Regions from separate parts of the Homo sapiens genome. Here region 1 is linked to region 2. Evidence: read pairs that join two places in POLR2A ChIA-PET (ENCODE). Cell type or tissue: OCI-LY7. All regions are shown on one strand. Links, peaks and the distances in the headings refer to the core of each region. The heading gives the core; the rest is flanking DNA.

Region 1 (5,380 bases), core at 231-5,230, 440 kb before region 2:
TGGTATTCCATGCTGAGGTTATACTGAGGTTTGTTTAGCTGGTTCCTTTTAAGTTAGACATTTAGGCTGCTTACATTGAGACTTTTTACATAAAGGTCATAGGGCAGAGAGGCATAACAGAGATGGAGGTGTTCTCCCAGGACCCAGGCACATGTGACACAGAGGGAACTTGTCACAGATACAGCACAGTTCCACTCCAAGGGCTCCTGGAGAATCCATAAGCAACTGGAATTATCCTCTTTGATGATTCATCCAGATGTCAAGGGCAGAACACCCTCTGGCCTTCTTAGCTAGCTGCCTGCTAATCAGCAGCTTACTCAAGAAAAGGCAAAGTTCATTATCTTTCACACGTCTGCAGTTTTTCATTTTTCTCCTTTCTCCTCTTTTCCTATTTCTTATTTTGGCTCTGATATATGAAATAAAGCTATTTTTGGTTTCCCTTGTATTCAAGTAAATGGTGCCCTAATAATTAACCCTATGTCTTTGAATTATTCTTTGATACTATTATACACAGTCTTTCTGTGATCATTCTTGTAGCAAATTGGTGTGCTTATTCAGGACTGTGTTCCATGGCACTAACTTCTGGTGGATGCTGTGTGACTGTATTGCCCTATCTGACTCTAGCCCACAATGTGAAGGAAGGCAGCTTTCAGCATCACAGGTTATAAAATGCACCAAAGAATGACATAATGACACAGAAATAAATATAGAATGCTCAATGAAAAGCTAAGTACTGGAGAAACTTACAAGGAAAATGAAAATAATTCCAGCCCTGCAAATCTTACCTTCCTCCATACGCAAACACAGACTGGCAATTCACAAGTAAATGCAAGGTTTTCAATATCCAACAGTTTGTAGTCATGAAAAAAAAGTCAAAAGTAAAACACTCCGTACAGTGCCTTTCCTTGTCCTTTTTAAAGCTCAAAAGAGGCTCAAGCAACAACATTCTCCTTCTGAGTTGAAACCAACAGGAGCTGAGGCTGCCCTGGGACAGTGGCCCTTTTATGAACTGGGAGTGAAGACCGGGCTTATTCACAGGACTTGTGGGGCAGTTGGACCACACCCTTTCTGGGCTGCTTGCCAGTGTGTGGTTTGGGCTGGGCCTTGATGGGATTGCTGATCTCCAGAGGGCAACATGGGGTGTGCATTTGAACCAGCCTTCCTTCGGGGAAGCTTTAACGTCAACTATGAGATGTGGCTCTTGATAGATTTTCAATCCCCATTTCCTGAGCTGCTGCTGCATGCTGGGCCTGGGGACAATAAGGACACCTTGCTGGCCTGTGCAGGATCCCAGTCCAGTGGGAAGATTGACACATAGGCCCAGAATCACAGTAAAATTCTGCCATCATTTGTATAACAGACATCTACTGGTCAGCTCTTTTTGCCAGCTCCACGATTCCAAAAGAGGAAGGGTTTCGTAGAGGCTGTCTGGTTGGAAAGGGGTAGCTAGGGCACTAGATGGAAGCAGTTTTTTCATAGATTATACACTGCAGCCTATAAATATAGCAAAGTTTTCCAAAGGTGTTTTTATTCATGTACATATGATTGAGAAAATGTTTCTCAGTTTCCATGTCATTACATATATTGCCACATTCTAAAATTGTTTTTCATATTTGATTATTACTTGGGGTAGTAGGGGAGGCACTAATAGATGGTAAGAGGCAGATACATTCTCCCTAAACCACTCCTCAGGCTGCATTAGGTACAGAGGATGCCATCTAACACTGCCTGCGCAGCAAGCAGGGGCTTGCGATGCAGGTGGGGAGTCAGCAAGCAAATGCAAAATACAGTACAACTTAGCAAGTGCTGCTCATGCATCTGCTTAATGGCTCATTCTTTTAGTGTTTATTGAGTGCCTACTGCAGCCAGCCACAGTGCTGGGCCCTGAGGGTGCTCCTTCTCTGAACTCACAGGGCAGTGAGTCCTAGGGGTAGGGTTGCCTGATAAAACACAGGTGGTCCCATTAAATTTGAATTTCAAGAACAATTTTTTGGTATAAGTATGTCCTATGCAATGTTTTTATTTGTTAAGTCTCACAACCCTCCCAAGGAGAGACCATAAAGAATGCAGAATGCTCACAGCCGGGCACGGTGCCTCACACTTGTAATCCCAGCATTTTGGGAGGCCGAGGCAGGTGGATCACCTGAGTTCAGGAGTTTGAGACCATCCTGGCCAACATGGTGACAGCTGTCTCCACTAAAAGTACAAAAATTAGCCTAGCATGGTGGTGCACACCTGTAATCCCAGCTACTTGGAAGGCTGAGGCAGGAGGATCGCTTGAACCCAGGAGGCAGAGGTTGCAGTGAGCTGAGATTGCGCCACTGCACTCCAGCCTAAAAAAATTAACCTGGCACGGTGGCACGCACCTGTAGTCCCAGCTGCTTGGGAGGCTGAAGTGGGAGAATCGCTTGAACCTGGGAGGTGGAGGTTGCAATAAGCCGAGATCACACTACTGCACTCCAGCCTGGGTGACAGAGCAAGACCCTGTCTCAAAAAAAAAAAAAAAAAAAAAAAAAGAATGCAGAGTGCTCAGGACACGGAGGGTTAGGAGGAACTCCTCAGGTATCTGCTTACTTGGCATCCCCTCAGCAAGGCCGCCATGAGTGTCTTATCATTCTGCAGCCCTTCACCTTAATCATTCTGAAATTATACAGGATGATATAGCAAGGATTATCAGTCTTGCCCAGATGAATGTACTCCCCAAGAGCAGGGTCCTTAACTGTCCTAATTCCCAGCACATAGGTGGGGCATAACTACTTGTGGAATGAATGAATGTTCCTGGGGCAGATGAATGGAGGGCACTGTGGTCAGGAAAGGCTTCACAGAGAGGTGGATTGGAGTAGGGCCTAAAGAAAATGAGGGGTTTACTAGGTGGACAGAGGGGAGGGAAGGACACTCCAGGCAGAGGGATCAGTATGAACAGAGACATGGAGGAGTGGAAGAGCCGGTGGCCAGACTTTTTTTTTTTTTTTTTGAGACAGTGTCTTGCTCTGTCACCCAGGCTGGAGTGCAGTGGTGTAATCTTGGCTCACTGCAACTTCCACCTCCCAGGTTCAAGCAGTTCTCCTGCCTCAGCCTCCTGAGTAGCTGAGACTATAGGCATGTGCCACCATGGCCAGGTAATTTTTGTATTTTTAGCAGAGATGGGGTTTCACCATGTTGGCCAGGATGGTCTCGAACTCCTGACCTCAGGTGATCCACCCGCCTTGGCCTTCCAAAGTGCTGGGATTACAGGCATGAGCCACCGTGCCTAGCCCCAAGTGGCCAGGTTTTATAGGAGTGTTGAGGACGTGTCTGGGAAGGAGTAGGGATCAGGAAAAGCAGCAAGGGCCTGGCCAGGTTCTTGTGTGCCTGCCTAGGTAAGGAACCAAGGGGTTTTTAGGAGGAGGGGAATTGAAGAGGTGTGGGGTCAGAGCAGAGAGGGCATCACAGAAGCTATCCGCCTAGCAATGGTCTGGGCAAGAGAGCCTGAAGGTCTGAAGCAGGCAAGGATGAGATCATTTGCGGGTATTTAGGAGAAAGAATCAGTAGAACTTGGGTGTAGAAAGTTCTACAAGCCAAGGTAACAGATAGTGCCACATCTGGGGGAGAAAGGGTGACATTCCAGGAGGGCAGGGGCAAAGCCTTGGGAAAGAGAAAGGAGTTCTGAGCTAAGCAACCAGCATGTGCATATAGGCTGAGGTGCAATGGGCCATGACCCTGTGGGGGCATGGCGGGCACTGTATGATCAAGGGGGACCTTGAAGGCCCTGTTCCATAATTCCCTCTATGTGGATGAATAACAGCTCATGGCCCTGGCCCCACCAGCTGGGAGGAGCCATGGGTTATGGGTAAGAAGGATCTACTGGGTGATAAGTTCTCCTGTGTGCCCCAAAGGGACTCTTCATTGGCTTGATGTCAGAGAGCAAGTTCTTCCTTGGGGAGTTGGGGCAGCTCCAGCTATTTCTGAGTGGTGAGGTCCAAGGATTAAAAGGCAAAGACACAAGAATGGACAGTGAGCTAATGGCATTTCACAGGACCATGGTCATTCCAAAGCCACATGAACAGTAGGATAAGAAATTAAGCTCATGAATGTCTGCTCTCAACCAGGTCCTATCCTAGTCCTCAAAGGCCTCTGCCATCTGCTCTTCCTGCTTGAGCTTGGAGGAAGGATGGCCAGAGCCCATGACGGGGGGCAGAGTTTTGTTTTGGGTTGTGTGTTTGATGGTTTTTCTTTTCCTTTTTTTTTTTTTTTGCTTTTATTTGAAAAATGGTGGGGTGTTTTTTGGTTTTTGGTTTTTGTGTGTGTGTGTGAGACAGAGTCTCACCCTGTCACCCAGGCTGGAAGGCAGTGAAACGATCTTGGCTCACTGCAGCCTCCACCTCCCGAGTTCAAGCAATTCTCCTGCCTCAGCCTCCCAAGTAGCTGGGACTACAGGCAACCACCACCATGCCTGGCTAATTTTTGGATTTTTAGTAGAGATGGGGTTTCACAATGTTGGCCAGGTTGTTCTCGAATTCCTGACCTCAGGTGATCCGCCTGCCTCAGCCTCCCAAAGTGCTGGGATTACGGGCTTCAGCCACCATGTCCAGCCAGCTTTTACTTGAAAAATGTTTTATTTGCATAAAGTAAAATTAACTTTTTGGTGTACACTGCATGCATTTTTCACAGATATAGACTTTTGTAACTATCACCTCAGGCAAGATACAGAACAATTCTAACACCCCAAAGATTTCTCTCACTCTGCCCCTTTGTATTCAGACCTTCCCCCATTCCTAAACTCTGGCAACTACTGATCTGTGTTCTGTTCTTATATTTTTGTCTTTTTCAGAATGTCATAAAAATGGAATCATATAGCATGTAACCTTTTGAGATTGGGTTTTTACTCAGTGTAATGCATTTGAGATTCAGGCATGTTGTTGCATATATCAGTAGTCCATTCTTTTTTATTCTTTTTTTTTTTTTGATGGAGTCTCACTCTGTCACCCAGGCTGGAGTGCAGTGGTGTGATCTCGGCTCACTGCAAGCTCTGCCACCTGGGTTCATGCCATTCTCCCACCTCAGCCTCCCAAGTAGCTGGGACTACAGGCGCCCACCACCACGCCCAGCTAATTTTTTGTATTTTTAGTAGAGACGGGGTTTCACCATGTTAGCCAGGATGGTCTCGATCTCCTGAGCTGGTGATCCACCCACCTTGGCCTCCCAAAGTGCTGGGATTACAGGTGTGAGCCATCACGCCCAGCCCCAAATCCATTCTTTTTCTTTACTAAGTGGTATTTTATTGTATAGACCTAACAGTTTGAAAGACATTTGGGTTGTGGCCAGTTTTTGACAAGTATGAGCAATGCTGGCATAAATATTTATATACAGGCTTTTATGTCAAATTAGTTTTCCTTTCTCT
Region 2 (5,380 bases), core at 299-5,298:
CCCCGGGAATCTACAAGGATTGATGTTTACTGCAGGGTTTTTACACTGAGCTATTTTGCATATGTGTGGGTGTGTGATGCACACACAGAGGACTGACGGAGAAAGCCCAAGCAGGTATGAGGTATTTGTTAGCTCTGCTCCATTTTCCTCTTAACATTCAGGAAACTCAAATAGGGACAAAGTAACTACAGGTCACCCACAGATCCAGTGATATGTATTCCTGACTGTATCCAGGCAACTGGGGCTCTACTTTTTTCTAAGAAGACATGTTAGTTCTCTGCCAACAATGTCAGATTTCTCTCACAGACAAAGCAGACCCAGGGGCACTGAGCCTCCCTTTTTACTTCCCCTTTTCCCCCAGGTGCGAGTATGATGTCCTGAAGACAGGAGGGGATGTGGGTTGCAGGGAGTCAAGGAATCAGGGAGGCAGCTTGCAGATCAGAGTGGGGCAGATGGCCTACATGAATTCTCATTCTGGAAGGGCTGGAAAAGAAACAGCCAGGTTGGCTGGGCATGGTGGCTCACACCTGTAATTCCAGCACTTTGGGAGGTAGAGGTGGGTAGATCACTTGAGGCCAGGAGTTCGAGACCAGCCTGGCCAACATGGTGAAACCCCATCTCTACTAAAAACACAAAAATTAGCCAGGCGTGATAGTGTGCACCTGTAATTCCAACTACTTGGGAGACTGAGACACAAGAATCGCTTGAACCCTGGAGGTGGAGGTGGAGGTTGCAGTGAGCCAAGATGGTGCCACTGTACTCCAGCCCGGGTGACTGAGTGAGACTCTGTCTCAACAACAGAAAAAGAAAGAAACAGCCAGGTGTCTATTTTTTCATAGTTTCAATTAATTTTTTGATTAGAAAAATATTTTATAAATATAGAAACTTAATTGGTATGTGGATGAAGCAATTCTCTTTATAAAAGGCTCAGAATAGCCAATTAACTCCATTTTCATGAAGTATATGTCGTGTTAACTTTTGAGTTGACAATTATCAAAAAGGTTTCATCAAGTGAAACTTGACATCAAGTTATGTGTCAAAAGTAGGCATAGAATTCTTGGCATACTGAAAAAGTATGGACAGGCAAGTGAAATGGAATTATGTGAAATATTACTTGGATTTTTCTAACATGTTACACAGCTATTCAGTAATTAAAATGTTTCTGAAAAATAAAAATATAAAAGCTGCACAAATATTTAGTAACAAAAGTTGAAAAGTACAAATTGTTTTTTAAAACGAAATAACTTCAGTGAAATTTTACTACACACCTATCAGAATGGTTAAAATTTAAAATAGTGACCATATCAATTGCTGATAAGGATGTAGAAAAACTGAATCTCTCATACATTGCTGGTGGGTATAGCCACTCTAGAGAACATTTTGGAAGTTTCTTATAAAACTAAACATGCAATTACCACAAAACCCAGCAATTTCACTCTTGGGTACTTATCCCAGAAACATAAAAACATATTTTATGTTCACACAAAACCCTATATACAAATGTCCACAGCAGCATTATTTATAATAGGCCCTGGAAACAACCCAGATGTCTCAGTGGGCAAATGGTTAAACAAACTGTGGTGCATCTAGACCTTGGACTACTACCCAGCAATAAAAAGGGAGCAAACCATGGATACACACAAAACTTGGATGGATTTCAAGTGAAAAAGCCAATCCCAAAGAATTACGTATGTTATGATTTTATTTATATAACGTTCTTGAAACCATAAAATTAGTGTGAGAGAGTATAGTTTAGTGATTGGCAGGGGTTAGGGCCAGGGGGTGGAGGATGGAAGGAGAGGGAAATAGATTATGTTACAAAAAGGCAACATAAGAGATGGTGATTGATATACAAACCTCCACATGTGATAAAATGGCATAGAATTAAATACACGTGCACGTGCACACACACACACACACACACACACACAGAGTAAATGTAAGACAGGAGGGAAATCTGATCAAGATCTATGGATTGTACCATCAATTTCCTAGTTGTAATATTGCACATACTAGAGTTTTGTAAGATGTTACCATTGGAAGGAAACTGTGGATAAAAGACACATTGTATCTCTCTGTATTATTTCTTACAACCCGATGTGAATCTATAATTACCTCTATTTAATTAAATTGTAAAAAGTTAAATGGAATCTAACTAATATTCTCATGATATAGTTGTTAACCCTGTACAGAAAAAGAACCCAAGTATGAAGCCAAAGAAAGAGCAGTGGTGAAGCCTGAAAAAAGCTCAAAGCGCGGGACAAAGGCAGAGCTGGAGCTGTTCCTGCACCTGTGGGTGTATGGGGAGCAGGGGAGAGAAGGTATCAGCACAGGTCATTTTTAGGGTGCCAGGGCAGGGTTGAGGAGGGAGTTCTTAGCAGTAGAAACCCACTGTGTGCTAACAGCAGTGAGGAGAGTCCTAGCAGCAAGGGTGGGAACAGATAGGCAGCTTCCAATGGGTGCCCAAGGTCCAAGCATGAGTTTTTTTTTAACTCTAGAAACCCAAACATACACTATTTGATAAAACTAAAATTACTTTAGCTGCTGGAAGCAAATCTGTGTTTTTTGTGATCGATTCAAACCACAGATAGAGCAGGGGATTGTCTTTCGGTAGGTGTGAATGGGGCTGTATTAGTCACCAGAGTTTCAAGTGTGCTTCTGTTTAGTTATCAAACTGCAATTCCATTGATACCCCGTCTTGAGTGTCTCCTCTGTGAGTAACATGAAAAGGACCTCTGGTTAAATAGAAAACTTGTCTTGAATTTGGAATTACAACATGCCCTTACTTATTCAGGACTCAATTAACTGAGCTTCAGGATAATCCAAGGTGAAGAAAAACAAGAGCTGACAAAGAAAAGAAATGGGTGAGTCAAGACAGGCACTGGGGTCTCTTCCCACAGACCTTGGGTGGGTTCAATGGAACCTTGAGGCCTGGGTTTAACTGGGCCTAACCCCACCCCAGGGATGTATGGGGGTTAAAGGGATTAATACTAACCTACTGACTGGTTGGAAGGGCCTGGGAGTCTGGGAAATTAGTGGGAAAAACAAAACAGAAGGTACTTAGAGTCCCAATCAAGACAGCAACTTTTAATACTGATTTCTTAATGGCAATTCACAGCCTTGACCTAACCAGTTCCTTAATCCTGCTCCAGTATACAAGCAAGTTCTACAGTGTTTGTTCCTTAATAGCTCTTTCTGATTATCTAGCATTTTGATTCATTTGCTGACCTTCAGATATTTATTGTTGTCCTGGTTGTTTAAAGGGCACTTTATTTAGGTATCTTAATTGGCCTCTTCCAGGTGTTTTCAGCTTAAACATTCAGGTCTATTTTTTGTCACTCCTCCTGGTGGCCCACCAGGGTAAGATAGATTTGGGGCAACTAAGGGGGAAAGGATAAGCTCTGGGGCCAGACAGATCTGCACTAGCCAGCTACATGACCTCAGAGTTCTTTAACTTCTCTGAACCCCAGTTTCCTATTCTGTAAGGCAAAGTGATTTAGGGTCAGGTTGCCTGATTTTTATTTATTTACTTATTTATTTAGAGACAGAGTCTCCCTCTGTCACCAGGCTGCAGTGCAGTGGCATGATCTCAGCTCACTGCAACCTCTGCCTCCCAGGTTCAAGCAATTCTCCTGCCTCAGCCTCCAGAGTAGCTGGGACTACAGGTGCGCGCCACCATGCCCAGCTAATTTTTTGTATTTTTAGTAGAAACGGGGTTTCACCATGCTGGCCAGGATGGTCTCAATTTCCTGACCTCGTGATCCACCTGTCTCGGCCTCCCAACGTACTGGATTACAGGTGTGAGCCACTACAGCCGTTCAGGCTGCCTGATTTTAATCCTAGCACCACTACCTATTGCTTGGATGTCCTTGGGTAAATTACCGAACTTCTCTAAACCTCAGTTTCTTCACCTGTAAAATGAAGGCGGCAGAGATAGCTAGTTTCCCTCATTCCTTGGTTAAAAAAAAAACCCTTCATTTTTAGTTGTACACATGGTCTCCTAAATAAAGGCCACATTTTTCAACCTTTCTGAAAAACAGAAAGACAACACCAAGGCAGAGTTGCTGACTGCCTGGCTTAGTGTTGAAGGCACGCCCCGACACTCACACGAAGCCCTTGGCAAAGACTGGGAGACTTACTGGCTCCAGTTGTTTAAGAAAAATCTCTGTTCATCATCAGCTGACCATTAAACTAACTGAGCAGGGACTTCAGTGGCCTCACCTGACAAAGAAAACAGAGTTCAGAAGAGTCAATAAACAAACGAACTAAAACAACAGCACCATCAAAACAAACCTGGGGAGGGTGGAGAATCTGATTTCCAGAGTTGCCACATTATATTATTTAAAATGTCTAGTTTGGGCCAGGCGTGATGGCTCATGCCTGTAATCCTAGCACTTTGGGAGGCAGAGGCTCACTGCAGCCTCTGTGTTTTGGGTTCAAGCAATTCTTGTGCCTCAGCTTCTGAGCAGATGGGATTATAAGCGCCCGCCACCGTGCCCAGCTAATTTTTGTATGTTTAGTAGAGACAGGGTTTCACCATGTTGGCCAGGCTGGTCTCACTCCTGACCTCAGGTGATCCTCCTGCCTTGGCCTCCCAAAGTGCTGGGGATTACAGGCATGAGCCACTGTGCCTGGCCCAGTTATTTTAAATATATTCAAATATATATTTGAAAACCATGTCTAAAAAAACTGAAGGAAACCATCTCTAAAGAACTTGGCCAGGTGCAATGGCTCACGCCTGTAATCCCAGCACTTTCAGAGGCTGAGGCGGGTGGATTACTTGAGGTCAGGAGTTCAAGACCAGCCTGGCCAACATGGTGAAACCCCGTCTCTACTAAAAATACAAAAATTGGCCAATCACGGTGGCTCGCACCTGTAATCCCAGTACTTTGGGAGGCTGAGGTGGGTGGATCACAAGGTCAGGAGTTCGAGACCAGCCTGGCCAATATGGTGAAACCCCATCTCTACTAAAAACACAAAAATTAGCTGGGCATGGTGGCAGGTGCCTGTAGTCCCAGCTACTCGGGAGGCTGAGGCAGAAGAATTGCTTGAACCCGGAGGTGAAGTTTTCAGTGAGCCGAGATCACACCATTGCACTCCAGCCTGGGCAACAAAGTAAGACTCCGCCTCAAAAAAAAAAAAAATATATATATATATATGTGTGTATATATATAAAAAATATATACAATATGATATAATATATACACATATATACATATATTATATATTGGCTAATTATATTATTAACATACTATATAAATATAATATATAAATAATTATATTAATATAATTTATATATTATATATATAGCCAGGTGCAGTGGTACATGCCTGTAGTCCCAGCTACTTGAGAGGCTGAGGCAGGAGAATCGCTTGAACCC

What was found. Peaks named below come from ENCODE experiments on the same cell type or tissue, not always from the same donor. Only the 100,000 strongest peaks of a DNase experiment are listed, where the experiment ranks them.
Region 1: POLR2A ChIA-PET joins it to region 2 with 5 read pairs; 2 of 35 experiments call an interaction of 5 or more read pairs at or near these places.

What each region holds. Positions count from the first base shown.
Region 1 is chr1:179,012,930-179,018,309 of GRCh38, reverse strand. It overlaps a transcript of FAM20B not described here. Among named protein-coding and RNA genes, the nearest start is that of FAM20B, 10 kb to the left of the region's middle. RefSeq lists a cis regulatory region at 849-1,360. In OCI-LY7, for the core only: no CTCF peak of the experiment used is centred there; no DNase peak of the experiment used is centred there.
Region 2 is chr1:178,570,777-178,576,156 of GRCh38, reverse strand. It overlaps LOC105371632 (a long non-coding RNA gene), which reads left to right. Exons shown (of 4, transcript XR_922315.3): 1 at 1-2,864. Among named protein-coding and RNA genes, the nearest start is that of C1orf220, 31 kb to the right of the region's middle. In OCI-LY7, for the core only: CTCF peaks have their summits at 3,122 and 3,322; DNase peaks (open chromatin) are centred at 376 and 3,356; H3K4me3 peaks cover 502 bases; H3K27ac peaks cover 3,933 bases.